2 separate regions of the Homo sapiens genome follow, and region 1 is linked to region 2. Evidence: read pairs that join two places in POLR2A ChIA-PET (ENCODE). Cell type or tissue: Panc1. All regions are shown on one strand. Each heading gives the region's core, and the rest is flanking DNA. Links, peaks and the distances in the headings are about the cores only. Region 1 has its middle 13 kb from the start of PLEKHS1. Region 2 overlaps PLEKHS1 (pleckstrin homology domain containing S1).

Region 1 (14,996 bases), core at 3,016-5,515, 53 kb before region 2:
AAAATTGGAGATCATAACAGACATCTACACTACTATTCCCAGAATTCACAGGCTGTTCTTTGGAAAATAAGCTATCTAATAAAGGTCTCTATCACAGAAATCAAAGGGCCTAAGTGCATTGCAATTTGAAGTAAACACCATACAATCTACTTATTTGCCTTGTAACCTTCATTAAAGGGAAAGAAATGCTCCCAAGTGTCAGGATTAATTTTTCCTGAATTCTCTGGGAAGTTATACCTTACAGATAATGAATATTACCTTATATCCCTTAGACTTTTAATAAAGAGTCTTAGTCCTTGAATACTTCCATGGGCAGACACTTATTTATTGAGATCAGAAATCCGAGTTCAACTTGGGAATGTGTTCAGTGATACCACTTTCATTCTAAACTTTCCAGACTTTTTATATTCCGAAATTCTGAGGACAAGTTACCCTAAAGGAGAACTCGGTCCTGGTGAATATACATTCCCAATTCTCATCGTTGTTGAGAACCCCAGTTCCTCCTCACAGGAGTATCAGACAGGGCACTGCCCTTGTCCTATGGGAAGACAGTGCAGACTACAGCATCCCCACTGGCTTTATGAGCTCAAAGCTGGATTTCTGTTTGGATTTTCATTTTCCTCAGGGTGCCATTAGGTTATTTAAATTTTTAGCTATTGGGTCAGGCACGGTGGCTCATGCCTGTAATCCTAGCACTTTGGGAGGCCAATGCGGGCAGATCACTTGAGGTCAGGAGTTTACAGGAGTTTAAGACCAGCCTGGCCAACATGGTGAAACCCTGTCGCTACTAAAAATACAAAAATTAGCCAGGCACCAGTGGTGGGCACCTGTAGTCCCAGCTACTCCGGAGGCTGAGACAGGAGAATAGCTTGAACCTGGGAGGCGGAGGTTGCAGTGAGCTGAGATCTTGTCACTGCACTCTAGCAACAAAGCAAGACTCCATCTCAAAAAATAAAAAAATTAAAAAAAAATAAATGTATTTTTTAAATATATTAACTATTAATACATTCACAGACAGCTTTGGGCTCTGCCCTGGGCTTTTTCTCTGAGCAAATTTCCACAAGCTGTCATCAGCCCAATGTGTTTATGAACTGCTACAAATCGGTCTGAAAGTCCTGCGGTCACTGAATTTACATGATTTAAAACCTCGAGGAAACCAAGGCCTCTCTGTGAGAAAGAAAACAACATCCACCAAAATGTCCTAGACACTGGCTGACAAATCCCTTATTTTGCCCAGTCTTGCAGTGCGTCACCTGAAATCTTTTATTACCAGCTACTCTGGTGACCAAGGATTGATTGCCTTTGACTTCCTCGAAGCACACCATTTTTGCCAGCTTTTCATCTTTCAGGCCCTTTTCCAGAAAACCTCTGGCCAGGTAAGAGGCTGTGTTGGTCATCAGTTTATAGCAAAAATTCTTCTGTGTTAATTAGCCACTGGACAAATAGCAGCAGCCCAGGTATCCTAAAGAATTCTTCGAAGACATGCAGATCAGAAAGCTACTTTATACTGTTTGCTTGTAAATGTTTTAGTGCCTTGCAACATTGAGCGAGTGCCTGGACTGGCCACATCAGCATCCCCTGGGAGCTTGTCAGAAATGCAGACTCTCAACCCCGCCCCAGACCTACTCAACGTGAATCTGCATTTTAACCAGATTCCCAAGTGGTCCATGTGTACATTACAGTTTAGGAAGCTCTATTTTGAGGACAAGGACCACATGTATATATATATATATATTTTTTTTTGGTCTCCCCTCTGCACTGAACATGGAGCTGATAGTACATGCCTACAAAGGATTAATAAAAGAATATTTTGGAGCTTTCATGGAAGACAGGTTTTCAAGCTCTCCTAACCTCTTTTAAAATTCCACGATACCCTTAAAGTACATAGTACACTTTTTACACTCTTTGCCCAGCTCCATGTTAAATAAGCCTTTGCTGAGTGGCATAAAAGGATTATTTATATGATCTCAAAGTGTCTGTGAATGTGAATTGCAGCCTTTAAAATGTTTTCATAAACATAATAGGATTAAAGGAGCCATTTCTTGCATGCTTTTTTTGGTGGCAGGACTGCTGAGCATTGAGGCTTCAGAGCTTTCTTTTCCACCTGTCCTATCCCTAGAGCCCAGTGGACACTGGGAGAATTATTATTTCTCCTTGACAGTGTGCCCTCAAGCCATAGGTCACCTTTTTGATAGACCTCAGGGCTTTGTTTTGGATCAGGTGGCAAATAATTCTTTTTGATTCATAAATCATTAACACAAACACACCAAGGACATATTTGGAAAGCCCAGCCACCACCACAGTACTGAGGTGGACATGGAAACTCCATTAACTTGTAGGTTCATGCATGATCGGCTCTCTAAAAGTACGCAACAAACATCAGAAAACACAAAAGCCAAATACGATGAGTTTGCTTCGGCATAACTTTTGGTTTTTATGGCACTATGAATATTTATGGCACTGCAGTTTTCTAACAAATATTTGTTGTAATCATTTAAAGCCAAACTGTCAAAGAATTTAAATTTGGAAGGCACATGGGGTTATGGCTGCAAATAAACGAGGCTGAGCATTTCGCGAGCTTTAAGTGTCTGACCCAAGTAAATAGTATAAGATTCGAGAAAGAGTTGGGAAAGAGGAAGGTGTACATGGTGAGATAGGTTTGGTCTCCGTTGCTAGTTCTAGCTTCCGTTATTTTAAGTAGATCTCAATTAGTATAGCATCAAACGTTTTAGCAGAGGTGCTTTTAACCATTCATGTTTAAAAATTAGGCTCTGAGTCTGATCCAAGTTCTAATCCTAACTCTGTCATTTAACCATTTAATACTCACATAACCCACATAACCTTAGGCAGTCCTTCAGTTTCCTCATCTACATATGAAGATGGTAATGTGAAAATTAATGAGATAATGTACATGAAATGCTTAGTACAATGCCTGGCACAAAGTTGTAACCGAAAGAGGATCTGGCTGCTCACCACTTACAGAAAGAAGCCAAAATAACAAGAACAAGGTGTGATCAAAGGAGAGTGAATTTTATTATCCAATGCCAACAAGGGGAAAAGGTCAGAATCCTTTCTGAAAATTGCCACCTTTTCAGTTTCTGGAGAGTGGGCAATGGTTTAAGAATAGAGGCTTGGAATACAGGGAGGGGGAGGGGCTCGGAGGTGCCAGGTGGCATGTTTCACTCCGATGGCTTATCTTAAATTATTGCTCCAACTGGCGAAGGGGCCAGCACCATCTTGGGCCCAACCAGCTTACAAATTAATTGCAGTCAATTGTGCAGTTAATGTCTCGCTGGGAGTGAACTCCGTCCTTGAAGTCATCTCCCGCTAGGGGGAGAGTTCCAGAGATGCCTCGTCCATGTCAGGATTCGGCCCCTGAAGCTTCTAAGGAAATACATGACCAGATAAGTGGGCATGGTGTGAGCTTAACAAGAATCTAGGTAAATAACTGTGCATAGGCATGGGAGCATAAGGTGGAAAAGGAAAGGAAAAAAGTTCTTAAAACAGTTTGAAACTAAGCTGCTCAGTTACAAAGTAATCGACAAGTAGTAGATATCAAAGATGATGGTGATGAATGATGATGATGACGATGACATGAGGCTCATGGAGGGGCAAGAACGGAAGATGCCCCCCTGGATGCCTCACTTGCTCTTTCTGCCTCCAGGTCTCTTCCTTAGTCATGCTTTTCAGTCTATGCTTTCAACCTGAGGTCTCCCAGAAGTGAAGGGATTAGATCAGCGACTGCTTTATTTAGCAAACATTCAGAGTCCTACTAGATGCCAGATGTCATATTAGGGATGGGGCTAGAAAGATGACCAAGAAAGGATGCTTATACCAAAGGAGGTGAACAAATCACTCTAGGGCTTAGTGGCTGTAACACAGTCATGTGTACATTACCCAGGAATACAGAGGGGGTGCATCCTGCCTGGGGATTCCAAGAGAGGTTCCAAAGGAACTGTTTTCATCATCTTCCATTCCAGCCTCCAAAAAAGGCTGAAGGGAAGGTGGTGGAGAGGAAATTAAGGTTAGCAGGTAGAAGATGGCCTGAGAATTCCTGGAAGATCGGTTTAGGAAGGAAATCACTATGTCCCACTGCATCCTCATTGCAAATCAATAGGTCTAGGGTGGAGACCAGGAATCTGCATGTTTAACCAACCTGCCTAGATATTCTGAGGCAGGTGGTCCTCAGACAACATGGATTATTCTGATACCAAAAGACTCCCTTGCAGATCTGCAGGAGTGGCAGCAAAGCCCAAATTAAACAGCTGGAAAAGATCACCCAGGGGCCAGCAGCGCATTGGCTGTTCAAAGACCTGGCTAGCCATCCTATCCCCAGATTGAATAGCAAAGGATTCAGGGCATAAATGAGTTCAGTACTGGAGCATTCTTGTCCAGAAACTTCCAGAGGCTGCACAGGAATGCCAAGCCCTTGTTGGCCAGGCAGGTTTGAGGAAGACTGTGAAGTGTGAGGGAGGGGTGGATCAGCAGACAGCTTTCACTGAATGGGTCCAGGTGCACTGACTTCTCCAGCTGGTGTCAGCAGGCACACGTCTTTCTCTTCCTCTCGATTGCATCACTTAGGCAATCATTTCTAGACAAGATGGGCCACTCATGTATTCCCTCTCCTCCAGTGCCTCATAGGTGCCACAATGCAAAATGCTCCCCTTAACAACATTTTGAGGTTGACATTTTTAAAGGAACTTTTCTCTACAGCACCTTTTGTAATTAACTAGATTAATGTTAAGTAGGGAAGGGAACACAGAATTCTCAAGTGAATGTGGTTTTTAAAAATATATTAGGATATAGGACCCATTCTCAACCGCTTAGGAAAATCAGCTTTTGCAAATTATCTTTTCTGAAGCTTCCAGCTGCCTTAAGTGCTGACAGTTTTTAAGCACTGAGATGAAAGAGACAAATTCTTTTTCTTTTGTGTTACTAATTACAATTTTGCTTGGCATAATGTAGCCTGCTTTCCTCTTGAGACATTTGCCAGCATACATTAATTGCACAAATATTTACAGAGGGCTAAAGCACAGGAGAAGCTTATACCAAAAAAGATACTGAACACTTGGAAAAAAGCCTCTTTGACACATATTTGTGGCCAGCTACCCAGAATCGTATAAACTATTTGCCCCTTAGCCTCAGCAAATGTGTTTAAAGAGCAAGTCCCTGGGTTGACTTAGTGTTGACTTTGCTGGCAATGACTGCTGAAATCTTTCTTCAAGAGCCTTGTGGTGACACTTTTTTTTTCAGGGTTAAAAATAAGGTTTCCAAGAATATGCATGCATCTTATGGGTTGCTATATTGTCAACACTTTTTATCTCTCTAGCCACCCACATGGAATGGAAAAGGTTTATCCAATGATTGTTCCAAACCCCAGGAGTTGCAGAAAGCCAAATTGAGCAAGTCTGGAAAACTTGAATGGCTAAGCCACAAGGTCCTCAATACCATCTTCTTGTTTTCCTAGCATGCTAATTAAGAAAAAAAAGGCCCTGGTGTCAGATAGCCCCAGGTTCAAATCCCAACTTCGGCACTTCCAAGCTATATGACCTTGAGGAGTCTCTTAATCTCTCCAAACCTTTCTTCTTTCATCCTCAAATAGAATTAGTCCTATGTGAGTACCTAGGAAATAATACCTACCTCCACAGGTCTTGTGCCCACCTCACAGGGATGTTAGGTGGAGCCAGGGAAATAACACACAGAAATGGCTTTGCAAAACTCCCCAAAAATCTAAAATCAAATAAGGAGACATTTCCTTTGTTGGATGTTGTTATGAAAACTAAGACATCAAGCAAAAGTCAAGTAAATGTTGGGTTGTGTTTTTTAAACCAGCTTGATCTTATCAATAATTGAGGCCACAGAAAGGAGATTAGGATGAAGAAAAGAAAAAAGGACATGCAAATGATGCTGACATACAGAAGAGGTTCTTTCTGAGGATAACGGCTACCCATGCAGTGGAGAGGAAGAACGTCTTCCAAAAGCGGATGTAGTCAAGCTGCTGGAGATCATAGGCAGGAAAGAGAAGGGCATAAGACGCTGGCCTGAGCTTTAGAAGAGGACACATTTCATATGTAGAGTTGCCATATGAAATAGAAGATGCCCAGTTAAATTGGAATTTCAGCTAGAACAACCATTTTTTAATATATATATCCCAAAATATTGCACAAAATATACTAAAAACTTATTTGTTATCTAAAATTTCAATTTAAATGGGTGTCCGGTGTGGGTGGGTTTTTTGTTGTTTTTTGTTTTGAGGCAGTCTAGCTCTGCTGCCCAGGCTGAAGCGCTGTGGCACAATCTCGGCTCACTGCAACCTCCACCTCCCGGGTTCAAACGATTCTCCTGCCTCAGCCTGCCCAACTAGCTGAGATTACAGGCGTGCACCACCATGCCTGGCTAGGGTTATTTTTTGTTGTATTTCTTTGTTTTCCTAAGTTTGGCAGCCCTAGCCTAACTCTGTAGACCATTGCTCTAGCTCCATTGCCTCATCTTAACCCTGAATGCCCACCTCACAGTGATGTTGGGAGGAGCCAGGGAAATAACACACAAAAATGGCTTTGCAAACTCCCAAAAAAATCTAAAATCAAGTAAGGAGACATTTCCTTTGGTGGGTGTTCTTATGAAAACTGAGTCATCAAGCAAAAGGCAAGTCTTTGTGAATTTAGGAAGTATGGAAAATTTCAAGGAGTCTATGGAGTTTAGTTTTTGTTTTTTTGTTTTGTTTTGTTTTGTTTTTGTTTTTGTTTTTGTTTTAGATAAAGTAGCCCAGCTCTGTAGCCCAGGCTGGAGTGCAATGGAGTGATTTTGGCTCACTGCAACCTCCACCTTCCGGATTCAAACGATTCTCCTGCCTCAGCCTCCCGAGTAGCTGGGATTACAGGCATGGGCCACCATGCCCGGCTAATTTTTGTAGTTTTAGTAGAGACGGGATTTCACCATGTTGGTCAGGCTGGTCTCGAACTCCTGACCTCAGGCGATCCACCTGCCTTGGCCTCCCAAAGTGCTGAGATTACAGGCATGAGTCACCATGTCCAACTAGTGGAGTTGATTCTTAAGAGGAGTTCTAAAGACTCTAATGAGAGGGACTAGATGTGATGACTGTCAACACTAGCAACACCTTAGAGTCACCTGGAGAGGTTTCCAATCTCAATGCCCAGGCAGCACCCCAGACCAACTAAATCAGGATCTCTCAGGCTGGCACCCGGGAAGCAGTGTTGTTAAACCTTTCCAGGAGATTCCCATTTGCAGCCAATCTTATCACCAGTGGTAGAATAGTCCCAAAAGGGTGAGTTGAACAGTTTAGAAACTTTAGAGTATAAGGAGAGTCCTAAGGGATATCTACACCCTTTATGAGACTGGTTATAAGAGGGGGAAGAGGAAAGAAAAAACAAAACAAAAAGCAGGAGAGAATTTGCAAAAAATAGATATATTCTATCAGCTTTTTCAAAAATGTAGTACCAAGGGCAAAAGAGCATGATCGTTTTAAAAACCAGGAAATTTGGGTATGTGCTAGAAATAGTTGATTAAGTAAGAATGCCAGGTAAGAATTTGCTATAATTAATCAACCAGCACTTAACAGTGTCCCACATACTCAACAGGGACAATGGTCCCTCTCATTTGAGAGCACAAAAAGATCCTTCAGTGATCGAAAGGGACTGTGTTGGAGGATTTGTACTTTCAATGAAATTACTGTTGGTTCACAATTTCTCTTCTAGCTTGACAGGACTTGTGGGAGCTGAAGACCAATTTCTCTTTCAGGCATAAAGATATAAGAGATGTGGGTGGCTCTGTAAAAATGCACAAATCCGTGTTCTAGGTAAACCACAGCTACGTGGGTAGTCACCACTTACCCTTAACTGTCCATGACATCCAAAAGGAAGTAATCATATAAATAACCATATGTGTGTGTGTGCGTGTGTTTCAATTAACAAATATTTATTGAACTATGTGCCAAGCACTGTTGTTGGCACTGAACAAAACAATCTTAGTCCTCGTAGGATTTATCTTTTAGTGGGGAAGACAGACAGTTCTAGAGAGAGTGACAGAGAGAGGAGTGTTATGAAGAAAGATAAAGTAGGAGAAGGAGCTCAGAAACAGTGACGTGGGAGAGAGGAGTCCATGTCAGACAGAGTGGCTGGGAAATGTCTCTTTGAGGAGAATACAGCTGGGCAGACACGGGAGTGGAGTGAGGGAGTGGACCACGTGACTGTGTGTAAGAGCTTGGTTCTTGGTGGAGCAAGCAGTGAATGCAAAGGCCCTGGGGCAGCTACAACCTGGGCCTCTTTGAGAAGCATCAGAAAAGCCAGGGTTTGCTGGTGGGAATGTAAACTAGTACAGCTGCTATGGAAAACAGTGTGGAGATTCTTTAAAGAACTAAAAGTAGAACTACCATTTGATCCAGCAATCCCACTACTGGGTATCTACCCAGAGGAAAATAAGTTATTATTCGAAAAAGATACTTGTGCACACATGTTTATAGCAGCACAATTCACAACTGCAAAATCGTGGAACCAACGCAAATCCCCATCAATCAACAAGTGGATAAAGAAACTGTGAGAAATATATATATGTGATGGAATACTACTCAGCTATAAAAAGGAATGAATTAACAGCATTTGCAGTGTCCTGGATTAGATTGGAGACTCTTATTCTAAGTGAAGTAACTCAGGAATGGAAAACCAAATATCATATGTTCTCACTGATATGTGGGAGCTAAGCTATGAGGACGCAAAGGCACAAGAATGATACAGTGGACTTTGGGGACTTGGGGGGAAGAGTGGGAGGGGGATGAGGGATAAAAGACAACATACATGGTGCAGTGTGTACTGCTCAGCTGACGGATGCACCAGGATCTCACAAATCACCACTAATGAACTTATGTAACCAAATACCTCCTGTACCCCAATAACTTATGGAAAAATAAAATAAAATAATAATTTTTTAAAAAGTATTGCAGAGCAGGGTGCTGGAAGCAGGGGCAAAAGGCAGGCAGGGCCAGATCAGTCAGGCTTTCAACTGTGGAAAGCACATTGGATTCCTTCTAATGAAACGGGAAACCACTGGAGGGATTGGAGCAGGGGAGTGACAGGATCTGATGTACAATTGTGAAAGACACTCTGGAGAATGGATTAGCGGGAGAATGAGTGGAGCAGGGAGCGAGGTGGGAGGCTGCTGCAGTCATGACCTAGGTGGAAATGATGGCAGGTGGAATGGGTCATGAGAAGGCATCCGATTTGGGCGTGGCCTTTAAAAAAAAAAACACTTTATTGAGGTATGATTGATATGCAAAAAGCTGTGCATATATAATATATACAACTCAGTGAGTTTGGGGATAAGTATACACCTACTGAGGAAGAGCCAGTAGGATTTGCTGACAAATTTGAGGTGGGAATGTGAGGAAAGGCTAGAAATCATTAGCTGGGTGTGGTGGCACAAGCCTGTAGTCCCAGCTACTTGTAAGGCTGAGGCATGAGAACCACTTGAACCCAGGAGGCGGAGGTTGCGGTGAGCCAAGCTCGAGCCACTGCACTCCAGCCTGGATGACAGAGCAAGACTCCATCTCAAAACAAAACAAAAACAGGCTGGAAATCCAGGATGACCTCAAGGCTTATGGCTTAAGCAGGTGGAAGACATGGGGCTGTTTCCTGAGATTGGGAACAGCTTTGATGCAAGAGGTAAGAATGACGAAAATCAAAGTTTGTTTTATGCAAGCTGTTCAAGATACCTGCTAGATATCTGTGGTAGACTCTTCCATTAACCCACCCAATATCCACTCTCTCTGTATTAGTTTCCAATTGCTACTGTAAGAGACTATCACAAATTTAGTGACTTAAAACAATACAAATTGATTCTCTTTGAGTTATTGAAGTCAGAAGTTTAAAATCAAGATGTCAGCATGGCTGGGTACAGTGGCTCACACCTGTAATCCCAGTATTTTGGGAGGCCAAAGCAGGAGGATAGCTTGAACTCAGGAGTTCAAGACCAGCCTGGGCAACATAGTGAAACCTTTTGTATTTCTAAAAAAAATACAAAAAGTAGCCAGGCATGGTGGCATGCACCTGTAGTCCCAGTTACTCGGGAGGCTCAGGTGGGAAGATGGCTTGAGCCCCAGAGGTTCAGGCTGCAGTGAGCCAAGATCATACCACAGCACTCCAGCCTGGACAATAGAGTGAGACCCTGTCTCAAAAAAAAAAAAGACGGGGCACAGTGACTCACGCCTGTAATCCCAGCATTTTGGGAGGCCAAGGCGGGTGGATCGCCTGAGGTCAGAAGTTCAAGACCAGCCTGGTCAACATGATGAAACCCTGTCACTACTAAAAATACAAAAATTAGCTGGGCATGGTAGCGAGCACGTGTAATCCCAGCTACTCAGGAGGCTGAGGCATGAGAATTGCTTGACCTGGGAGGCAGAGGTTGCAGTGAGCCGAGATCACACCACTGCACTCCAGCCTGGGTGACAGAGCAAGACTTGTCTCAAAAAAAAAAAAAAAAAAAATCAAGATGTCCACAGAGCTGGTTCCTTCTGTAGGCTCTAGAAAAGAATACATTTTCCTTTCCTTTTCCAGTTTCTAGAACCTGCCCACATTCCTTGGCTCCTGGCCCCTTCTCCTACCTTCAGAGCCATCAGAATAGCATTTCCCCCCACCCTCTGGCCTTCCCCCTCCCTCTTGTAAGGACCCTTGTGATTATGCCGGGCCTGCCTTGAGGTTACAGGCATCCCCATTCTACCTGAACCAGTTTCATTTTCCCATCCCAAGATTCTAAGCTTCATTTGCAAAGTCTGTTTTGCCATGTAAGGCAACTGAGTTCAGAATAGCAATGTACTCAACTAAAATCACATTTTACACATCTATTTGCAAGTAGAGATGACAAGAGCACCTTCCCAAGAAGACTGTAGCAGATGCTGATGGTGGCTGCCCATATCTCCTCATACTAATCATGTCAGTGCACTGGCCTTTTCTCAACTGCCAGAATCCATGTGTTTTTGCCCCAAGGATTCCTCTGGTCCCTTGAGCCCACTTTGCTACATGTATGACAGGCTAGAAATGCCAATAAATTAATGTTCTCTGATGACTGGCACGGTTGGTATGTAAATACCCCAGCTCCCTCCCCACTGTATAGAATAACACTGAGGCAGGTGTTTTCCACCAGCTCCCAGAGTTTCCCAGTGCGATTCAACTCCTGTTACCCTCAGGGATAACATACCTGACATAAAAGCTTTCATCAGCTGGCTTCCCTTCTTGGTTGTAAAACAGGGAAAATAATATCCATACTGCCTGTCTGACAAGGTTTTTATATGAGCAGAAGACGCTGTCCAAATGCTTGGTAAATGCTAAACTGTAGAATCAATTACAGTGGTGTTATTATGAAACTATGAGGTCTGTTAGGTACCTGAAGATCATCTGGTCAACCCCCATACCCTTAAGAAGAAGAAAGGGGACAGACTTGAGGTCTTCAGTGAGTTGAAGCAGAGCAGAAGCATAAACTCAGGGTCCTAATTCTTGGTCTCCTGGGCTTTAACTCCATCATGATGTTTATTATCAGATTCTCTCTTAAATGATTTTGATCTTCCTGAAACCTCTATTTACTCATATGAAACATGGAAAGAATTACCTGACACCCACATTGTCACTACATAAAGTATTTGGAGAGTCTTCACACTCCGAGAGGAGCCCAGCCCCTCTCTTTACAGGTGGGACTCATGAACAAGTTCAGTTGTAAAGTACAGACACGAGGCCCTTCATTTATTGGACAAGCACTTATAATGTGTTTTCTCTATGTCAAACACTGCTCTAAGTTCTTTACAAGTATAAGTTCATTTAATTCTCATTACATCTCTATCAAGTATACTATCATTCTCATTTTATAGACAAGGAAACTGAGGCATAGAGAGGTTGAGTAGCTTCTCCAAATCACGGAACATAGCAATGGACCCAGGAAGTCTGACTCTATGCTAGTACATACTATGTTATATTGAATCACCTTCCTTTTTCTTATATTTTCTCTGCCTCCAAACTCCCTCCCCTCATCTTCACCCTTGGACCAATTACCTAATGTCCAAATCATAATAGCTCTCAATCAAGATGTTTTACATTTCACAAAACAATTTAATGAAAACTGACTTAAACAGTTAGGACATTTTTAGTTTCCCATAATGAGAAAGTGCAGAGGAAGTATGGAATTCAAGCACAGTTTGGTCCAGAGTTTGCCAAGTCATCCTGACTGCTGCTCTGTATCTCTGTGACTTTCAGTTTTGCCCTTGTCCTGTGTCATCTTCATTGCAAGGCTAGCTTCCCTCAAGGAAGCAAAATGCTCTCCCATCCCCATGGCCCTGCCAAGAGAAAGAGAGGGATCCTTTGACCCAGTTTCCCTCTTAGGCTCCCTCTGCCTCTGAACCATGACTGGGCCATTGCTGGGGTCAAGAGTGTGTCTGCTGTCCACGAGTTACATGGGTACCCAGGGCAATTGAGACATGGAGGGGTGGGGGGCATTAAATGGAAACTGTTGGCCACACCAGCCTGTAGGACCCAGCCAAGACACCATCTTCTCCATGAGATCTCCCTCTGTCTCTTTCTCTTCCTGCTTTGGGAGAATGGCTCTCTTCTCTGAATCCCATGCTCTTGCTCTGCCTTGCCCTGACAGCACTGGCCACTTAATATCCTCATATTATACTCCTTCTGGATTATCTCCACTTGCCCCTCCAGAGTCCCTCTCCACTCTCTTCCACCATTTGTTGCCGTGAGGGTCCTCAACAGATGGGCCATTTCTCTAGTTAACCTGCTCCAATCAGACTTTTGCTCCACACCACTCACCAAATGGTTCTCGCCAAAGCCGCAATTGTCCTTACCCTACCAAATCCATCTCACCCTTCCTCTTGGCAGCATGTGAGGTGGCTGCCCCCCACCCACCCAAACCTTGTCTCTACTGCTAGACGCCACACACTCCTGGTTTTTCACATGCTCCTCTGAATGCTTCTTGTTAATCTCCTCTGCTGGCTTCTTCCCATCCTACCCCACCCCAGCCCCCCTGCTCCCTCCATGCTGTGCCATGGTCTGGACAAGTAACCATATATCTTGACTACGGCCACTACCCCTATAGTGTAGGTTTATCTCATGACTTCAGCTTTCATCAAAATTGGGTAATACTTCTCCCTCCTTTCATCCCTGCAAGCCTAGAGGAGGTGAAGTCTTCCCACTCTTGCTACACCACCATCCCACCACCATTTCTTGCTGCTCCTTTAACCCTGCCTCCACCTCTGCAGACAGACCCTGCAATAACTCTCTTCAATAAATCCTTTGAGCATGCTGTTTCCTGCTGGGACCCTGACTGACACATTATTTCTGTACAGATTTATCTGCCATATTAGTTTATAAGGTCCCTAAGAGCAAAGTCTATGTTTAATTCTTTTTTCAAAATTCCCAACTGTGCCTGTTATGCAAGTGGTACCAATAAATGCTGAAAGGAAATATTCTTTCTTATTAACTGCCTTCAACTTAAATAGAAGGTGAAAGGAATGAAAACGTTTTAAAAATATATACATCTCTTGGAACAATAAACGTTTAGAAGTTGAGTTCAGAAGAATAAAAAACTTTAGAAGAATAAAACACGATGCTAAGTGGGATGTGTGGTCTGATTTCATGGGCTTTACCTGATTCTTCAAATTCATGATTCATACAGAATCCATATGGAATATGTTCTTTCTTCTCCAGGTCCCAGAAATGAAATAGGGTTGCTTCTGTTATGATAGCAGTTGAAGTGCCAAAAAAAAAAAAAAAAAATTGGGCTGCTCCTAGATCCAGAGCAGCAGGGAAGCTCTATCACTGACCAACAGGAGTTCTAGGAAACATAGGGTTCCAGGGTTACACCACACCCTACAGATGTGATGGGCTGGTGGGAAAGAGGCCACTGCACAGGACCATCAATTTGGGGGTTTCCTTCCTACTCCACTTTTTCTTCGACTGCACTGCCACCCCTTCCTTACCAACACTGACCCTTTTGGCCCAGTGCCAAGCAAGTTGGACCTACTAAGATTCAGGGCCATAATGGGAAAGAAAGGAAAGAAAAAAGAGGAAGAACTCATCATCCCTCCCTCTGCCCCAGTGGTGGTCTCATTGGCTGACTCCCAGTCCGAAATCTTTGGGCCATCCTCTATCACCTGTATACATTCCCTAATCCCCAGAAACTGGACCCAGGTGTTCTCTTTAAATAAGGAAGATTCTGACTTCAATCTTCTGTGGATCTCGAAGTCCTCTTTTGGCATCTACATCTGCTTTTGCTCTAACAAATGAATCTAAATACAAAAATAGACACTGGTATGTGTGTGTATTGGGGGAAGCAGGTAGAGTTAATTACCTTTATTCCGTTTCTCATGTTTTTAAAATGTTTAGAGAACTTTAAAAGGACTTTGCTCCATCAACTGGACAACCATGTGGATGGCCAAACACTTTAGCCCCTCAGTTCCTTGACCTCCTCGTCACCAATGACCTTCTACGCTACATAGCTAAGCTACCTGCGCCTTGCAATTTCTCTATTTTAAGATCGATCAAGCATATTCTCTCCAAGCACTACTTCCTATCCTTCAGTCAGCTTGTACCATCTGTCTTTGACGGCACATCTCACCAGGAATCACTACCCAGGATGCCCGTCCCCAAGAATCTCCTCCTATCTCCTTTATCTCTTTATCTCCTTAGTTATTTCCTCCTTATGACCCTCTGATTCCATGAGTCAACATTTTGAGCATTCTTCAGCAAGTATGCTAAACTCCCTTGCTGCCTTCCTTCTGTGGCATTTTCCTAGCAAAAATGCTAAGCTGAAATGAACCCCAGGCCCTGGCTCCCCCATGCCTGCTCCTGAACAGCTGAAGGCCACTGGAGGAAATCACACATCAGGACTCTTGCCAAATTTACGGTCACCAACCTCAATGGACCCACACTATTTCCAGCATTGAGAAATACTTGCAAAGTAAGGAAATACAGTATCTAAGGAAGGAACTCTGG
Region 2 (17,739 bases), core at 9,288-11,787:
GGCTTCAGCTTATTCTCACTAAAGTGAGAGGCTGGTTTTCAAACTGTGCTTCTTGCATCCCCAGGATGGAGGTGAAAGGAGAGGAGAGGAAGGAGAGAGTATGCTGGGTCTTCAACTGGAGAAGCTTACATTTATCTTTTATCTTTTATGAAAAAAAGATTAGTCCAAAATATTGGACTTTCCTGTTAGCTTTCCTTAAAAAACAGTTCTTTGGCTTCAAATTTCTGAAAACCATTGTATTAGATGATTTCCAAATTTCTTCCAGCTCTAGGAATTTTGTGATTGTGTAGCATATCTATATTAAGAACACATCTTATCTCTTCTGCACTACGTAATAATCCCATTGGTCACACAAATTGTGCCATCCCTATTACTCATTACCCTAAATGAGTAATTCCAGTGAGGATAAGTGAATGAGTTGTCTAAGATATATAACTAGTTAGTGGCAGGGCAAGTACACATTCGTTCACTTTCTTTTTTTTTTTTTTTTTTGAGACGGAGTCTCGCTCTTTCGCCCAGGCTGGAGTGCAGTGGCGCAAACTCGGCTCACTGCAAGCTCCGCCTGCCGGGTTCACACCATTCTCCTGCCTCAGCCTCCTGAGTAGCTGGGACTACAGGCGCCGGCCACTACGCCCAGCTAATTTTTTGTATTTTTAGTAGAAACAGGGTTTCACCGTGGTCTCAATCTCCTGACCTCGTGATCCGCCCGCCTCGGCCTCCCAAAGTGCTGGGATTACAGGCGAGAGCCACTGCGCCCGGCCCATTCACTATTTATTGAGCATCTGCTGGGTGCTGTATACTGTGCTAAATTCAAGAGCTACAAAAATGGCCTCAGCCTGAGCTGAAGCTCACAGATTAGTGGATGAAGCAGGCATGTTATGTGCTACTTGCTATACAGTGTGTGCCCTGAGATATGAACACAGGGCCATAGGATCACAGAGGTAGAATGGAGTAAATCTACATGAAGGAGGCCAGGAAGGTGTCTCAAAGAAAGTGGTGTTTGGCTTAGGTTTTGAAGACTGGATAGGAGACTGCATGGTGGAAAAGAAGTAGATTTCAGGGCCCTAGTCCAACAATCTGGTAACTATAGTACATTTTCTCTGCCAAAGATCCACACTGGGCTGGGTGTGGTGGCTCACACCTGTAACCCCAGCACTTTGGGAGGCGGAGGTGGGCAGATCATGAGGTCAGGAATTCGAGACCAGCCTGGCCAATATAGTGAAACCCCGTCTGTATGAAAAATACAAAAAATTAGCTGGGCATGGTGGCGGGTGCCTGTTATCCCAGCTACTGGGGAGGCTGAGGCAGGAGAATAGCTTGAACCCAGGAAGCGGAGGTTGCAGTGAGCCGAGATTGCACCATTGCACTCCAGCCCTGGGAACAGTGTGAGACTCTGTCTCAAAAAAAAAAAAAAAGGATCCACATACACTGGGGCCAAGTGGTCAATATAAGCTTCTGAACTCTTCTGAAAGTTACCAAACACTACTCTGACCCAAAGATCCAGGCATTAATTCAGAAGCCAAGAAAAGGGTTTTTGCCTGTGAGCAGATCCAGGAACTGTACCTGGGTGTTGCTGACTGCAGTTTATCCTGACTGCCTTTCTAGACTGTGGAGTCATTGCATTTCTCTTGTGCTCGTTCTGCCTTCCCTTTCTAATTGATAACAGCCCCTACATGCTATTGAGAAATATGCAGTATTCATCTTCATGATTATCTGGAAGATAGAAAATTCCCTTACTTTCCCACTGCCTCCATTCCTGATTTCTTTGTGTTGATGGGTATCCACTGCTCTTTTAAAATTCAAACACATAGTCCCTGGAAGGAAAAAGAATATTGGAAAAGGGAGATATGGAACCAAAGGAAGAACAGCCATTGGCCCTTGATGTTTTAAAGTGCCTGAGCCAATCCCATTTACTCTCCTTCCTGTTATGCTACAGATGAGGGAAGTGGAGGTTGGGGTGGGGATGGGGCAGGGATTGGGAGGGGAGAGAACTGAGATTTTCAAGGGAAGGGGAGAAGGTGTGTGCAGGGGAAGGACATGACAGGTTGCAGGAGAAACTGATCAAGTTTAAGTTTCCTCCCAATCTTGTCTGGGGGAGTCCTGTCTGGTGGTTTCATTTTGATTCACTTGTTTGAAGAGGCCTTTTTAATTCTTGGTGCAATTGGACCCCTTAGAGCACCATCAATGCTACCTGGATCCTTCCTTAAAAGCTCAGCTTCCTTTTCAGGCCATGGATGCCAGAAAATAAAAATCCACCTTCCACCTAACTAGCCAAGTAAGTCATCCCTGTCTATTTCTGGCCCAGATATTACAGTTCACTGCAGGACTTTCTTCAATACCAGCTCCCAAGGGTATGAATGAGGACAGATTGGGAAGCAACAATCTTAAAGATAATCTTTAGCCATTTAACTTTCTTCTTTCTTGTGTTTTAGAAATTAAAGCTTACCATCGGCAGGATCCCAAATTCAGAGACATTCCATGCTGCATCCTGTATGTGTCCCTCAAAATGCCAAAGTGCTGCACCTTCTCAGCTGGATAAGCCTAGACTGAACAGAGCTCCCAAGAGGAGTCCGGCCATTAAAAAGAGCCAGCAGAAAGGAGCCAGGGAGTAACGCACCCCAGACCCATGGCAGCAGAACCAGGATGGAGCTGGGACTGTCCAGCTCTGCCCCCTGCTGCTGCCATGTGATAGGAGACAGTCGGCACCCCCCTCTGAATTTCTGCATCTGCATCTTAACAATGGGGATGACTATCCCCTCTCTGGTTATTGTATCAGAGATGCTAAGAGGGTCATGTGGCATGATTGGAGAACCTGGGGGAATTGGAAGGCCTTATTATCTCAGCTATTGTCCCAAACACCACAGACACAGATTGGGTCAGTCCTTCATGTAATACATGCTGTGTTCTGTGAGGATGTGGTCCACACAATTCCTTCTTTGTTAAGGGACATACAGTTGCAAATACTCACTGCATGAAGGCAAGATTCCCAAGGGAGATGTGATAGCTGATCAGGCTTCCCAGACACCTCCTTCCCAAACACCTCCTTCCCAACACCTCCTTCCCCAACATCCTTCCCAACACCTCCTTCCCAACACCTCCTTCCCAAACACCTCCTTCCCAAACACCTCCTTCCCAACACCTCCTTCCCCAACACCTCCTTCCCAAACACCTCTTTCCCAAACACCTCCTTCCCAGACACCTCCTTCCCAACACCTCCTTCCCAACACCTCCTTCCCAAACCCCTCTTTCCCAAACACCTCCTTCCCCAACACCTCCTTCCCAACACCTCCTTCCCCCTTCCCCAACACCTCCTTCCCCAACACCTCCTTCCCAACACCTCCTTCCCAAACCCCTCCTTCCCCAACATCCTTCCCAACACCTCCTTCCCAACACCTCCTTCCCAAACACCTCCTTCCCAAACACCTCCTTCCCAACACCTCCTTCCCCAACACCTCCTTCCCAAACACCTCTTTCCCAAACACCTCCTTCCCAGACACCTCCTTCCCAACACCGCCTTCCCAACACCTCCTTCCCAAACCCCTCTTTCCCAAACACCTCCTTCCCCAACACCTCCTTCCCCAACACCTCCTTCCCAACACCTCCTTCCCCCTTCCCCAACAACTCCTTCCCCAACACCTCCTTCCCAAACATCCCCTTCCCAAACACCTGCCTCTCTTCAACCCCACAGGCCAGAGTGCTGAGACAGAGTGGCCTTTTGGATTCAATAAGTATCTTGTTCTCTTAAAGACTCAGCAACGATTTTAGAAGTCGCAGCAGTTTTACATCACATGCAGCCAAGATCAGCTTGCTCTACAAGCAATAACAGAACTACTTAGCACTTCAAGGTTGAAAGTTCTTCACTAATGGATCCATTGACTAATTGATCCTGGAAGGCCAAAGGAATAAAATTCTTTTATATAAATAGGAAAACAAAGGCAGAGAGCTAAAGCACTAATCAAATCGGGGGGTGTTAGAGCAAAAACAGGCTTCAGAAAGAGTATTTTACCATGCTTCACATGGAAAAAATCGAGCCCCGGAGCGATGAAAGGCATATTTTCTTTGTTTCTCCAAGTTTCATAACCGTTCAGTTGCAGAACCAAGAATCTAAAACCAGCTCTGGGAAACAAATGTCCAGATGCCAGCCTCATAGTTGAACTTGGATTTGAAAATACCTTCAGCACTTAGAAGAGACATTCAAATACATTTCATTTCCTGTTACCCAGATTGTTCGGAAAGTATTAAAAATTTTTCATTTACATGCTGATACGGTTTGGATCTGTGTCCCTAACAAATCCCATGTCGAGCTGTGGTCCCCGGTGTTGGAGATGGAGCCTGGTGGGAGGCAGCTGGATCGTGAGGTCGTGGGGGTGGAGTTCTCACGAAGGAGTTAGCATCATCCCCTTGGCGCTGTTCTCGTGATAGTAAGTTCTCGTGAGATCTGGTTGTTTAAAAGTGTGCAGCACCTCTCCGCTCACTCTCTTCCTCCTGCTCCTGCCGTGTAAGATGCCTGCTCTGTCTGCCACAAGTGAAAGCTTCCTGAGGTCTCCCCGGAAGCAGATGCTGCCACGCTTCCTGTACAGCCTGCAGAACTGTGGACCAATCAAACCTCTTTTCTTATAAATTACCTGGTCTTGGGGATTTCTTTATTTAATGTGAGAACGCATGCCCTTTTGGATCTGCTGTTTCTACTTTTATAAATTTATCATGCAGAAATACACAAATACACAAAGATACATGTAAAAAAAGTAGTTTACTGCAGTACTGTTTGTAATAATAAAAAATCAGGCTGGACGTGGTGGTTCATGCCTATAATTCCAACCCTTTGGGAGGCCGGGACAGGTGGATCACCTGAGGTCTGGAGCTCGAGAACAACCTGACCAACATGGAGAAACCCTGTCTCTACTAAAAATACAAAACTAGCTGGGCATTGTGGCACATGCCTGCAATCCCAGCTACTTGAGAGGCTGGGGCAGGAGAATCACTAGAACCGGGAGGCGGAAGTTGCAGTGAGCCAAGATCATGCCATTGCACTCCAGCCTGGGCAACAAGAGGAAAACCCAGTCTCAAAAAAAAAAAAAAAATCATGTGGGTATTGCTTAATTCTGATTTCATATCATTGAACACTGTAGATATTAAAATGTTCAGCAGGCACAGTTCTGTAAAATTGTTCGTGATACATTAAGAATGAAAGAATCAAGTTGTATAATAAGGATAACATCATCCCACTTTTGTACAAATAAATGTTTGGTGTTTGTGTGTATGTATATGTGTATATCAAATTTCTTCAACCCTTACTAGAGTGAGAGGTCCGTACCTCCCAGGGCTACTGTGAGGTTTCCTTATAAGTACACTGCCTGATCAGGAGTAAACACTCCATAGGTGTTCTTTGTCCCACTTTTGCTCTACGTGCTTTTTTAAAAAATTAAAACTTAGAGTCAAATTTTTAGTAAAGAGTTATCTCTGAGAAATACGATCAGGGTTGGCCATGGGAAGAGAGGCATTTCTGTAATGTTTGAATACTTTTTTTTGCAATGTGCATATGTCACTTTTATAATACAAAAATACAAGCGTGGGAATGTATATATAAATATATATGCACATTTTTTTTCTTTTAAAACAGAGTCTTGCTCTGTCATCCAGGTTGGAGTGCAGTGGTGTGATCTCGGCTTACTGCAACATCCGCCTCCCAGGTTCAAGCGATTCTCCTACTTCAGTCTCCCAAGTAGCTGGGATTACAGGCGCCCGCCACCACACCTGGCTAATTTTTTTGTACTTTTAGTAGAGACTAGGTTTGGCCATGTTGGCCAGGCTGGTCTTGAACTCCTGACCTCAGGTGATTCGCCCGCCTCGGCCCCCCCCAAGTGCTGGGATTACAGGCATGAGCCACCGTGCTCGGCCACATGTACATATTTTTTAAACTTTCAGAAATGAGAAGCCAAGCCACTACAATGAAAGAAATAAAAAAAAAAACCTGCAGGTAAAACCACCTGGCAACCAATAGTGTGGGTGGATACACGGCTTTGAAGCCCAAAGATCCTTCCCTGGGCCTGCTCAGAGGCCACACTACCAGGCCAATAAATGCTAAATGGAGGCTGGTGGACAAGCCTTACCCACCAGTCTTTCCACCCCCTCAATGAGGCAAAGAACAGCGGGAGGCCTCAGGAGTTGAATCACTGACATGGCTCAAGGAAGTGCCGGGCCCAGAACACAGAACTCCTGGCTCCCAATCCCATGCTCTTCCCAGCCCAGCACGGGGAGATCAGCCAACTTACCCTTGGCCCTCTCTTAATCCCAAAACTTTCCTCCAACATCAGGGCCAGCTGGGGTCCTTGTTATTAGGATCCTGCTCTGGGGGCTTCTCTCACATGAGGAGTTTGTTCTCAAGGAAAATCTCAGGGCAGATTCCAAGGCTTCCCCAACTGAAAGATTCTGATTCTGCAGATCCGGTGTGGGGCTGTGGAATCTGCATTCTAACAGCCACCTTCCCTGAAGGGGATCTGACTGCAGGTGGAACAGGGAACATACACTGGGGAGCATTGTGCCTGGGGTCCCGTGGAGAGGCACGCGAGTCCTCCCAAGAGGCTGCAGAATGTGGAGGACGCACACGGGCGTTATTGAGGGGAGAAGGCCCACAGTTTCCAATAGTTCCGAAAGACGTTAATGGCTGTCACCCCCTCCCCACCTGCAAAAAGGCTTGATTCCTGAAGGGAGAAGCCTGGCTTTCACTCCTTGCTATCTGTTACTTAGGGAAGGGTACAACCAGTGCCTGGAGGAACTGGGCACTGCCACATGCTGTTGTGCAGTTGAGGTGGAGAGAGGAGCCCACAGCTTTGGCTTCAGCAAAGCCACTTCTGCCTGCCGCTCCTCAGGGCCCGGGTTCACTCCTCTATGCCCCTTCTTTCCCAGGCCTGGGGACCACACTTCCCCAGGGGTCCAACAAGGCTCTTTCTCCTGAAAATGGGAGTGGCCCCAAGGGAAGCTCATGACCAAACTGGCCCCAAAGCCCAGTCATCAAGCCATTTGTCTCAGACCTCAGCTTTTAGAGCCCTCTTCTGCTGCACGGCTAAGAAAAGAAAGGTATAGGACAGGCTGCTGGGAGATGCAGACAGTTCCCAGGCCGAGGCTAGAAAAACACTTGTGCCTCATATATATATATATATATATATATATATATATATATATATATATATATATATATATATAATTATATGATTCTGCCAGAGCTAAGAGGGTGGGACAGACCCTCCTGACACACTGCCCACCACAGCCACGTCCACACCCACCCTCAGTTTCTTCTGCCACCTGTGATATTTCCCCTTCCAGAACTGCCCTTGATATTTGTCCCGACCTGGTTCTAGGTGGGTGAATGTGGGGCTGGGGACTACAAAGTGATTGGCTCAGCTGTCCTGCCAGGATGGCCCTGTCTGGCAGATTTCTGGAGGAAAGGAGGTCATGAGAATGGACTGGAGCAATTCTTGGCCATCACATCCTCGGCTCAAATCTGGTGCAGCCCTTCAGTCTTGCTGGAGAAGAAACCAGAGCCCAGACATGTGGAGATATTGGCCTGGGCTTCCCCAGCTCCATGCCATGCCTCCACCTCCCAGGCCAACACCTTCCCTGCACTCACACTTCTCAGCAGGGCATCTGGAGCTACCACCTCTCCGGCCTGCTCTCCCTTCCAAATGCTTGCCTTATGCCTGCAGAACAGGCCACAGAGGGAGTCTATATATTTCCACTTTGTTCTCTCGGCTGAGGATGCAAACCCTTCAGAGTGAAATCTTAAAAGCAGCTGGTAGGATAAGGAATGAATGCAGAGGGCCAAATACATGCATCCTTACTTGAAGCTGTCAACATGTGAGTGTAGATTCCAGCAAGGTATTCTTCTCTACCTAGAGATTGAGCCACTGTACATTCAATATATGTACCTAAATGTGTGTGTGTCTGTGTATATTGAGGGGGAGTGGAGAGGACAGGTGGAGAATCACAATAATTCTTTAATAAGGTAAGATGATGGCGCACCACGATCCCCCCACCTCCATCCCATTTCTCTCCAGAGCTTGTGCCAAGTGACTTTCCCTTGAGATGATAAGAGGAATTTAAAGTATCATAAACAGGCCCAAAGGGAGAGGATGCTCAGATTCAGCTGTATTAACTCAGAGTTCTTCAGTGAAGTTGAACTTTGTGGATATGCAAGATATGTGTTTTACTGAAAAAGCTCTTTAAAATGTCTGAGTTAATGAAGTCTTTGTCTAATGATCAAGAATCTGGTAGGACTTAGGGGCCGTTCTCCATATCAACTCTGGTTAGATGGTTCTAGAAAATGAAGGGAGGTTTAAGGGGCCCCCTTGCAGTCACAGCACTGGGCTCTGGAGCTGTGCTGCCTCATATGAAGCCACTAGTTTCATGGGGCCATTTAACTGTAACTAATGCAAATTAAATAAAATTTAAAATTCAGTTTCTCAGTTGCACTAGCCATATTTGAAGCATTCAATAACCCTGTATGGCAATTTGGTACTGTATTAGATGGCACAGATGTGAAATATTTTCATCATCACAGAAACTTCTAGAGGCCAGCACTGATCCAGAGTATTAAGCCCCCAAGAGGAAAATAATTCACATCTTTCTTATTCACCACCATATTCCTAGCATATAAATATAGGGCATGGCACATAACAAGTACTCAATAAGTATATGTTAAAAGAAGGAATGTTCTGTTAAATATAATTCACAAACCTTGTTCATAAATTGGTATTTATTAATTGCATCTGACCCCAGCACCACCCCCCGCCCCCCCCCCCCCCACCACCACAAAAAATGTTATCAGAGTCATTCCAATGTGAGGCTAATAACTACTTTTTGGTCTGGGGTCAGATGCAATTAATTGAAAATCAAGCTATGGGCTTTTTTTTTTTTTTTTTTTTTTTTTTTTTTTTTTTTGAGACAGCGTCTTGTTCCTGTCACCCAGGCTGGAGTGCAGTGGCAGGATCTTGGCTCACTGCAGCCTTGATTTCCCAGACTCAAGCGATCCTCTCACCTCAACCTCCTGAGTAGCTGAAACTATAGGCAAACACCACTGCACCTGGCTAATTTTGTGTGTGTGTTTTTTGTAGAGATGAGGTCTCACTACGTTGCAGGTTGGTCTCGAGCTCCTGAGCTCAAGTGATTTGCCTGCCTCAGCTTCCCAAAGTGTTGGGATTCCAGGCATGAACCACCATGCCGGGCCTTTTTAATGTAAGCTATTTTTTCAACAATTAAGAGATTTCTAAGGTTCCTATGCAGCAGTTAATAGGCTTGGTGCTGTTATGGGGACATAAAAGAAATAGAAGATCTAAAACTCTCTTAAAAAGAGCTTACTACACAGTGAGGAAGAGAAAAGTTGAGCATACCATGATCTTTTGTTTACCTGATATGATTTGAGATGGCACTATTCTGTAAGTTTAATTTTTAGCTTATATGAATCATAATCTTTCTAAAATTTCTTAACACTTTCCTGTATTCTTAAACTCCTCCCACTCAGGGACATGGTTATGGGCATTCTAAGTATCTACCACACTCTAAATATTTCCTAAGGAGTACTGAGCTGTGGGGGACTATTCCCACCTATGCCAATTGATCCTAGACTGCTTTGTTTATGCTGTGGGCTGCAAAAGCAGAGGATGCAGCTTGTTCTAACCATACACACTAGGAATCAATAGGCTTTGAGTGTAGGTCCAAGAGGTTTTATGAGTAAAGATGTTGGTTCTTAATCCAGGGGTTCTGTGACACTGATTTAGAGTTCTCAGTTGCCTTGGTGCTAGTGGTGGTGGTGGCGGTGGAGGTATTGCCATTTGCTTGCCTCTTGGCTCTCAAGTATGTTCTGGATAGGTGAGACCACCAGAAAAATAATTAGAGGCAGTGTAAAATCACTCTCCAAGAAAAATCAGAGGACAATGAACTATCAAACTACATGGTGATAGCAGGGTTCAGAAAGGAAGGAGATCGTGATGGAACAGAATGCCAACCATGACTAACATGCAGAGAGTGCCTTCTATCTGCCGGGCAATATTCAAACACTCTACTGACTCCTATAAAAGCCCTGTGGGCCAGGTGCAGTGGCTCACATCTGTAATCCCAGCACTTTGGGAGGCCGAGGCAGGTGGATCACTTGAGGTCAGGAGTTCAAGACCAGCTTGGCCAATATGGAGAAACCCTGTCTCTACAAAAATACAAAAATAAGCTGGGCGTCGTGGCGGGCATCTGTAATCCCACCTGCTCGGGAGTCTGAGGCAGGAGAATCGCTTGAGCTTGAACTCGGGAGGTGGAGGTTGCGGTGAGCTGAGATACTGCCACTACGCTCCAGCCTGGGTGAGAGAGCGAGACCCTCTCTCAAAACAAAAACAAAACAAAAAACAGCCCTGCGAGACCAGGACTCTTATTGTCCCCGGGTTTCGGATGGGGAGACAAAGCACAGAGAAGATACATCGCTTGCTCAGGGCTATGGCTAGTACCAGACAGAGCCAGAACTCAGACCAGAAAGACTGGCTTTGGAGACCACAGGCGTCCTGAAAGAGGAGCTGAAACTGAGCTCTGGAAGAGAATAATCCAGCAAGGGACGGCGGTGCAGACAGGATCAGACATGGAGCTCACTTTCCAAAAGTAAAAACAGGGAACATGTTGGAATGACTCATAGAATGACTCAGCGTTTTTATACATCTCTCATTTCAGTAACACGCATTCATCTTTGGGCCTATTGCCCAGAAGAATCACAAAAGTGGTTCCTTTTGTGGTTCCGGGAGCCAGGGGAATTCTGTGGCAGCTTCTGTTATGACTAGTAAACGCGTTTCATAACCCTCCTTTGAGTTGGCCATCTGGCTCTATATTATACTCAAGTTAATACAAAACTAATGCATACTTCTAGTGACAAAGGCATTAGGCTAGTCCTCTGGACAGGAGATAATAAAGAATCCTTGGCTTTGTAGACCTCGTCATCAAGTGAAGGTAATAAAAACATACACATAGATACCTACAAGGCAAATATGATTATCCTAAATCCTTTGTTAAAGTCACAACTCAATGTTACAAACACAAAAGGCTTAAAGACTAATTCTATCTAGTTGGTTTGGAAAAAGCTTCAAGGGAGGGATATATTTGGGGTGCAGAGATGTAGTGGGAGGGATTTCATGTCTTGAAGAATGAATAGGATTCACTTAATATTCTAGAACAGGTCAAACCCCCAGTGCACAGCCACCAGAATGTAACTGGAGGGCCAAAGAAGTTCTCAAGCGTCCTGTAGAACTCCCTAATCCCTGTCGGCTGTCACTGTCATCACTTTTCCAGCATCTTCTGGGTTCAGGGGACTGTCAGGCACTGGTGATATTAACAGGAATAAAATATGTTCCCTCAGGGAGGTGATAGCCTAATTAAGGATACAGGTGTGAAAATTGTTTAGGGGTAAAAAGTTCCCTTGTAGAATGAAAATATATGTCCACACATAAACGTGTGTATGAATGTTCATAGTAGCGTTATTCATAACAGCCAAAAAGTGAAAATGTCCATTAACTGAGGAATAGATAAATAAAATGTGATATATTCATGGAATAAATAATATGGGATATTATTTAGTCATAAAAAAGAGGCCGGGCATGGTGGCTCATGCCTGTAATCCCAGCATTTTGGGAGGCCAAGGCGGATGCATCTCCTGAGCTCAGGAGTTTGAGACAAGCCTGGGCAATATGGCAAAATCCCGTCTCTATCAAAAATATAAAAAATTAGCTGGACATGGTGGCACACACCTGTGGTCCCAGCTACTCAGGAGGCTGAGGTGGAAGGATCACTTGAGTCTTGGGAGGCGGAGGTTACAGTGAGCCGAGATAGTGCCACTGCATTCCGAACTGAGTGACAGAGTGAGACTCTGTCTCAAGAAAAAAAACAAACAAACAAGAATGAAGTACTGATACATGCTACAACATGGATGAACCTTGAAGACATCATGCTAAGTGAAAGAAGCCAGACATAAAAGGTCACATATTGCATGATTCTGTTTATATACAATGTCTAGCACAGACAAATCCATAGAGACAAAAAGTAGATTACTGGTTGCCAGAGAATGGGGGAAGGGAGAATGAAGTGATTGTTAATGGGTTTCTTTTTGGGGTGATTAAAATATTCTGAAATTGGGCTGTGTGCGGTGGCTCATGCTTGTTATCCCAGCACTTTGGGAGGCCAAGGGAGGGGGATCACGAGGTCAGGAGTTTGAGACCAGCCTGGCCAACACAGTGAAACCCCATCTCTACTAAAAATACAAAAATTAGTTGGGTGTGGTGGTGGGCACCTGTAATCGCAGCTACTTGGGAGGCTGAGGCAGGAGAATCGCTTGAACCTGGGAGGCAGAGGTTGCAGTGAGCTGAGATTGCACCACTGCACTCCAGTCTGGGTGACAGAGCTAGACTCCATCTCAAAAAAAAAAAAATTCTGAAATTGGATAGCGAGGTTGATTGTACAACTACATGAATATACTTAAAACCACTGAATTGTACTCTTTAAGAAGGTGAATGTTATGGTATGTAAATTTATATGGCATATATAAAAAATACAAAAGAAAATTTCCCTCTTAGACTCTAAACCGGGGTAGGGAAGTTTTATATTAAGGCATCTTTCAATGTTGGAAATGGGCTTCATTTATAGTTCATACAGAAAAAAGGCAGGAGTCACTTTCCCGTGGAGTAATTAAGCAGCCTTTTCTAAAACAGTACTTCATGTGAATCTCCTAAGAGTTTCCCCGCAGAAGAAACAGTTGACTACCTGCTCAATGAGAATCTTTAACTCCTTTATAGTTAATAATTACTATAATCATCAAATCTTAAAATAAAATTACCCCCAACAACCAGGGGTTCCACTTGAAGATCCGTTTATACTAAAGTGTAAATGACTATATGCATCTTAACAGAGCAAAAAGATGGCAAGAAAGGACAAGAGGGCACTCAGTGCCCAGAAGAGCAGGATGTGCGAAGCTAGATTTCAGAGAAAGTGGAAAGATACCAGTAAAGCACCCAAGACAAATGGCATATTTCTCAACTTATCAATAGCTAAGTAGCTATTGACAGTGGCTAAAGTAGCTAGAAATTACACTTTCTCCCCTAAAGCCTTCTTTTGGAAGTTGATAAGAAAACATAATTGCTATTTTTGCATATTTGGGACTGGCAGGATTTTGCTGCGCTCCAAAGAAAGGTAACCCCTTGACCAAATGTTTTGTTTTGGGGTTTCTTGGTGCGTGTGTGTGTATGTGTGTTTTCCTTATATGCTAATCCAACCCTGATTTCTCATAGACTGTCTTGCAATCCCATTATCTTGCCAGGCAAAATCACATAAAATTTAACACTGTAGGAGAAAAGGTCTTCAAAAGTCTAAATAATGACCAAATCATAAGGCCTAGCTAGGAGACGAGAAGCTCTAACTGCGAGCTAAGTGGAGGAGGCGTGGGCTTAAACTCAAGAAGAGGGATATTTAGGAAGAAATTAGTCTTGAGCGATTACAGATTGCTAGCAAGATGTTGCCAGCACAAATCAGCCTAGATGCTATAATCTACCTTTTCCTTAATTAATATCTTACACTTTTGAAGTGAGTGAAACTGCAAAGGGCTCTGCCAAGATTCCTCCCAGTTTACATAAGCCAAACTTGAGCTGGGTTGTGGATTTATTAGGCAGTGCTGTGAACATGTTTAATGCAGTCTTTATTTATTGAGCTATATAAATAGACTTGATACTAGTGTCGCCATCAATTCAGGAAGGATGCTTCCCTTCACATGGTCTCATGGTGGCTGTTAGGCATTTGCATGCTATTCATGATCATCAGAGCATTTTCACCTCTGCAACCCTCCTTTCCCCTGCTATCCCTCCTTCCCAATTCGCTAGATTTTGAGAATGTAGATCACCCAGATCATTAAAACAATATCAGGATTGCCTTATTAACTCTCTGTGATCTAGGAATTAAAGAGAAAAGAAGCATGAAGCATATTGCAGTGCTCTGAACGATTTTAATAAAGTATGTATTTACTTGGTAAACATTCAACCCACAGGGTCTAGCTCAAATGTCATGCTTCTCAACAGCTCTCTTTGCTTCTCCTTCCTGGACCTAATTGATTGTCCCATCTGTATTTCCACATCACTTTGTATCCATTCCCTCTGCAGCATGCAAATCTATTGAGGTTATTTGTAAATATATCTGTTATTCCACACAAATCCATGGATTCTTTGAGGACAAAACCACACCTTGGTCGTGTTTATATTTAAGAGTCTTTAAAAATAAAATTTAAAAACCACAAGAGTCTTTAAGAGTGCTTGAAATAATAACAATTGCATGTCAAATTGAAGTGAAATATGAGGTAACCATCTCACAATGCAAAGCCTTCCACAAAGTGCAGCTGCAATGCCCACGGGTACCCCAAGTCTCTAGTTGCTTTTGCTTATGTAGATGAGTTCTTAGAGCTGTATAGTTCAGAGACTCTAGGGATAATAGAGTTCTAACATTTGTCACTAGCAAAAGCCCTCCACTTTGCCCTTGAGTCATTAAACCAAGAATTTATTCAGTGCTGCTTAATATAGGTTTGGAATGTAGATGCTATAAAAGGTATCTTCTTTATTCCTAAAGACGCAGAAAGAAATGGGCCAGTTGCGGTGGCTCACATCTGTAATCCCAGCACTTCAGGGTGGGTGGGTCACTTGAGGTCAAGAGTTTGAAACCAGCCTGGCCAATATGGTGAAACCCTGTCTCTACTAAAAATAAAGAAATTAGTCAGGCTGTTGGTGCACACCTATAGTCCCAGCTACTCAGGAGGCTGAGGCAGGAGGATCACTTGAAGATTACAGTGAGCCGAGATTATGCCACTGTACTCCAGCCTGGGTGACAGAGAAAGACTCGGTCTGAAAACCAACAAAATGAATGAAAGGGATCTGATTTTTTGAACATCTACTCAACAATGTGAGGTGCTGTGCTAGGACTTTATAAACATTATTCCATTTAATCTCCTCAACAACTGCAAGGTAAGTACTGTCAACGTCATTTTTCAGATCAGAGAGGTTAAATAACTGTGTTGAGGTGATGGATTCTCACTCAGGTTGGCCTCCCTTCAAGGCCCACTGTATAAGGCACAGTCTTTAGAGTCCTACTGATGTACCACTGAGTTTGATCTTTAGCCTGGAAAATTCACTTCACCTTTCTAGGTCACAATCACTGCATCAGTAAAATGGAAATTTTTTTTGACAAATGGTAATGTAATCTTTTAAGAAACCCATGAAACCCTAAGGCCTATCAGTCTAAATCCATTCACGGAAATATGAATAATTAGCATGAACTAAGTATTGTGAAACAGAAGAGAGAATGTATTTAGGTGCCTAACCCACCATATAAACCATAAGTGATGCAAGAATTCAGAGAAAGTGAACATGCATACAAGCTATTGTACTCAAAGAAGGCTCCCTGAAACAAGCAGGTCTTAAATTGGGACTTAAAGGATGAATGACATTTGGAAAGACAAGTAGATTGAGCATAGGGAGAAAAATGACTTAAAATGAACATAATAGTGAAGAGACACTGCACATAAAAATAATGAAAACTACCATCTGTTGAGTGATTACAGCAGGAAGCGAGCCAAGCCCTCTGTAAGCATTGTTTCACTTAATCCTCCCAATAATTTTTATAAGGTTGGGTGTTGGATTATTCCCATTTTACTGATGGGGAAACTAAAGATCAGAGAGGTCATACAGTTATTAAGTTGTAGAACTAAGATCTAACTCCACATTCTTGTCTAACTAGGAAAGACAGTCCATGTTGGAGAGAGGTTATGGAGAGGAATATGGGAAGTCCAGATGGTTTCTACAGTCACTGGGATTTATCAGTCTATGTGAACTAATTTTCCCCACAAAATGTTAACAGATGCAACATCTCACCCAGATTCCTAAAACTTGCCCTACCCTTTGATGGAAAAACAAATCCCACTCATTTGTCTTGACTTTCTCTGGGTATCACTGAAACATTTCATTTTTGCCAATGTCAATAGACGTCATGTTTTGTTTGTCATATCTTGATGTCAACACAAAATCAAGGTGGTTTCCAGTACCTACTTTTCTTCCCACTTGAAAATTATCCTTTCTTCTCCTTTTTAAAGTTAATATCCAAAAACCTTTTAACTTAATAACTTGTCTATTATTTCATGTTGAGAGAACAATAATGACAGGCTGGCTGGTCAACGAATCAGCAGATTTATTTCCTTAATTTCATCTGACAGATGGCAGCCACATGACATACTTTCCAGAGACACATTTCCCAAAAATTCTTCAGAGGAAGATAGTTATTTGAGGTCTTTGTTTTGCAGTCAAAATTTATTTTAATCCCATTATGCTTAAAAAAGTGTTCCACATTTGATTATTGTTATAATCTTAGACTCATTCTCTTGTGTGCCTATTGATATTTGTCTCTTTCTATCTTTCTCTCAGGATTTTTAATCCTTTGTTCATTTCTTTGAGCCCTTAAACAAATACAACTCTTTCTGCATGATATTGTATCAGAGAATGTCTAGGCTAGAAGCTTGGGTTCTATCATATTTTCAGTCCTTGTGCCCCAAGCAGTTCAAGAATTTAAAGCTAGACCTCTAATATAGAAATGACATGATCTAAAAAAGTCACTTCCCTCATTGTCCTTCACAAAATAAAGCAATCAAATCCTGTGACTATGTGACTTCAGGGTTCTGGAAGTGATCTGGCTTCAAAGTAAGCCAACATTGGTTATTGTCTTTTAGGTTGAGAAAGAACTACTTTTCTCATCACCACCATGGCTTGAAGCATCCACACCTGCTTCTGTTCATCTATAATGGCAGTCAGTCTACTTGTCACCCAGCTTCTCAGTATAAATGCTGTGCCTTCAAGGTCGGGGTCCCCAGCAGTTAGTGGGAGTTTCTGCCTCGAGTGCATGGTACGAGGGAATCACTTAAAGACTCAGGGACCATCAGGTGAAGCTGCTACCGTTAAACGCTCTGTTGATTTTCTTGGGATGCCAATTATTAAAGACTAAATGAATATTTAGGAAAAACGTATGTCTTTTCAGATGGGAAAATTCTGGATCCCATCACTCTAGACACGAAGATTGCCACTTGGAAAGGAAGCAAAGTGTATAGAAAGTTAGCATTCAAAAACACTGCAGTGACTTTAAAGAATGTGGACTGATAGGACAGGGGAAGGTGTAGTGAGGAGGTGGAAAGTGCATTCACTGTACCCACTCCTTGAGTGCCCAACTGCCCCTGGTGCCATCCTATGAAAATTCAGCCATGAAGTCTCCCCTGCTGTGTGACATGAGCCCTGCTTAGGTGGGGGCAGCACAGGGCAAACTTAGCCAGTAAGTGTCAACCTACCTGACTCTCATATCGAAATGCTTATTAACCACAGTATCTTAATACAACATAAATCCACTGTAAAACCACATGGGAAAGCATGCAGCTAGCACTTCCTTAGAAAATGACAGGCAGGTAGAGAGGAATTGTGCAGCATTTCCCATATGTTAACTGATTTTCATTTCAGGTCTGGAAATAAAACCAAACTTAATCATTGTGGCAGGACTGAATAACAATATGTCTATGTGTTCAGCGCTTATGTCGTTCCTTTCCCAGAATAAAATTTGCCAAGAAAAATAGAAAGCTATGCTTAAAACGTAAGTTGCCTATTCCAACACAACTCTATAAGTATGCACTGAATACCCACTATGCACAAGACA

The links. Peaks named below come from ENCODE experiments on the same cell type or tissue, not always from the same donor. Only the 100,000 strongest peaks of a DNase experiment are listed, where the experiment ranks them.
Region 1: POLR2A ChIA-PET joins it to region 2 with 6 read pairs; 4 of 35 experiments call an interaction of 5 or more read pairs at or near these places.

What each region holds. Positions count from the first base shown.
Region 1 is chr10:113,731,572-113,746,567 of GRCh38, forward strand. No RefSeq gene overlaps it. Among named protein-coding and RNA genes, the nearest start is that of PLEKHS1, 13 kb to the right of the region's middle. In Panc1, for the core only: no CTCF peak of the experiment used is centred there; a DNase peak (open chromatin) is centred at 4,543.
Region 2 is chr10:113,778,170-113,795,908 of GRCh38, forward strand. It overlaps PLEKHS1 (pleckstrin homology domain containing S1), which reads left to right. Exons shown (of 13, transcript NM_001395068.1): 13 at 2,433-5,260. The coding sequence ends at 2,612. Among named protein-coding and RNA genes, the nearest start is that of MIR4483, 9.0 kb to the left of the region's middle. In Panc1, for the core only: no CTCF peak of the experiment used is centred there; a DNase peak (open chromatin) is centred at 10,752.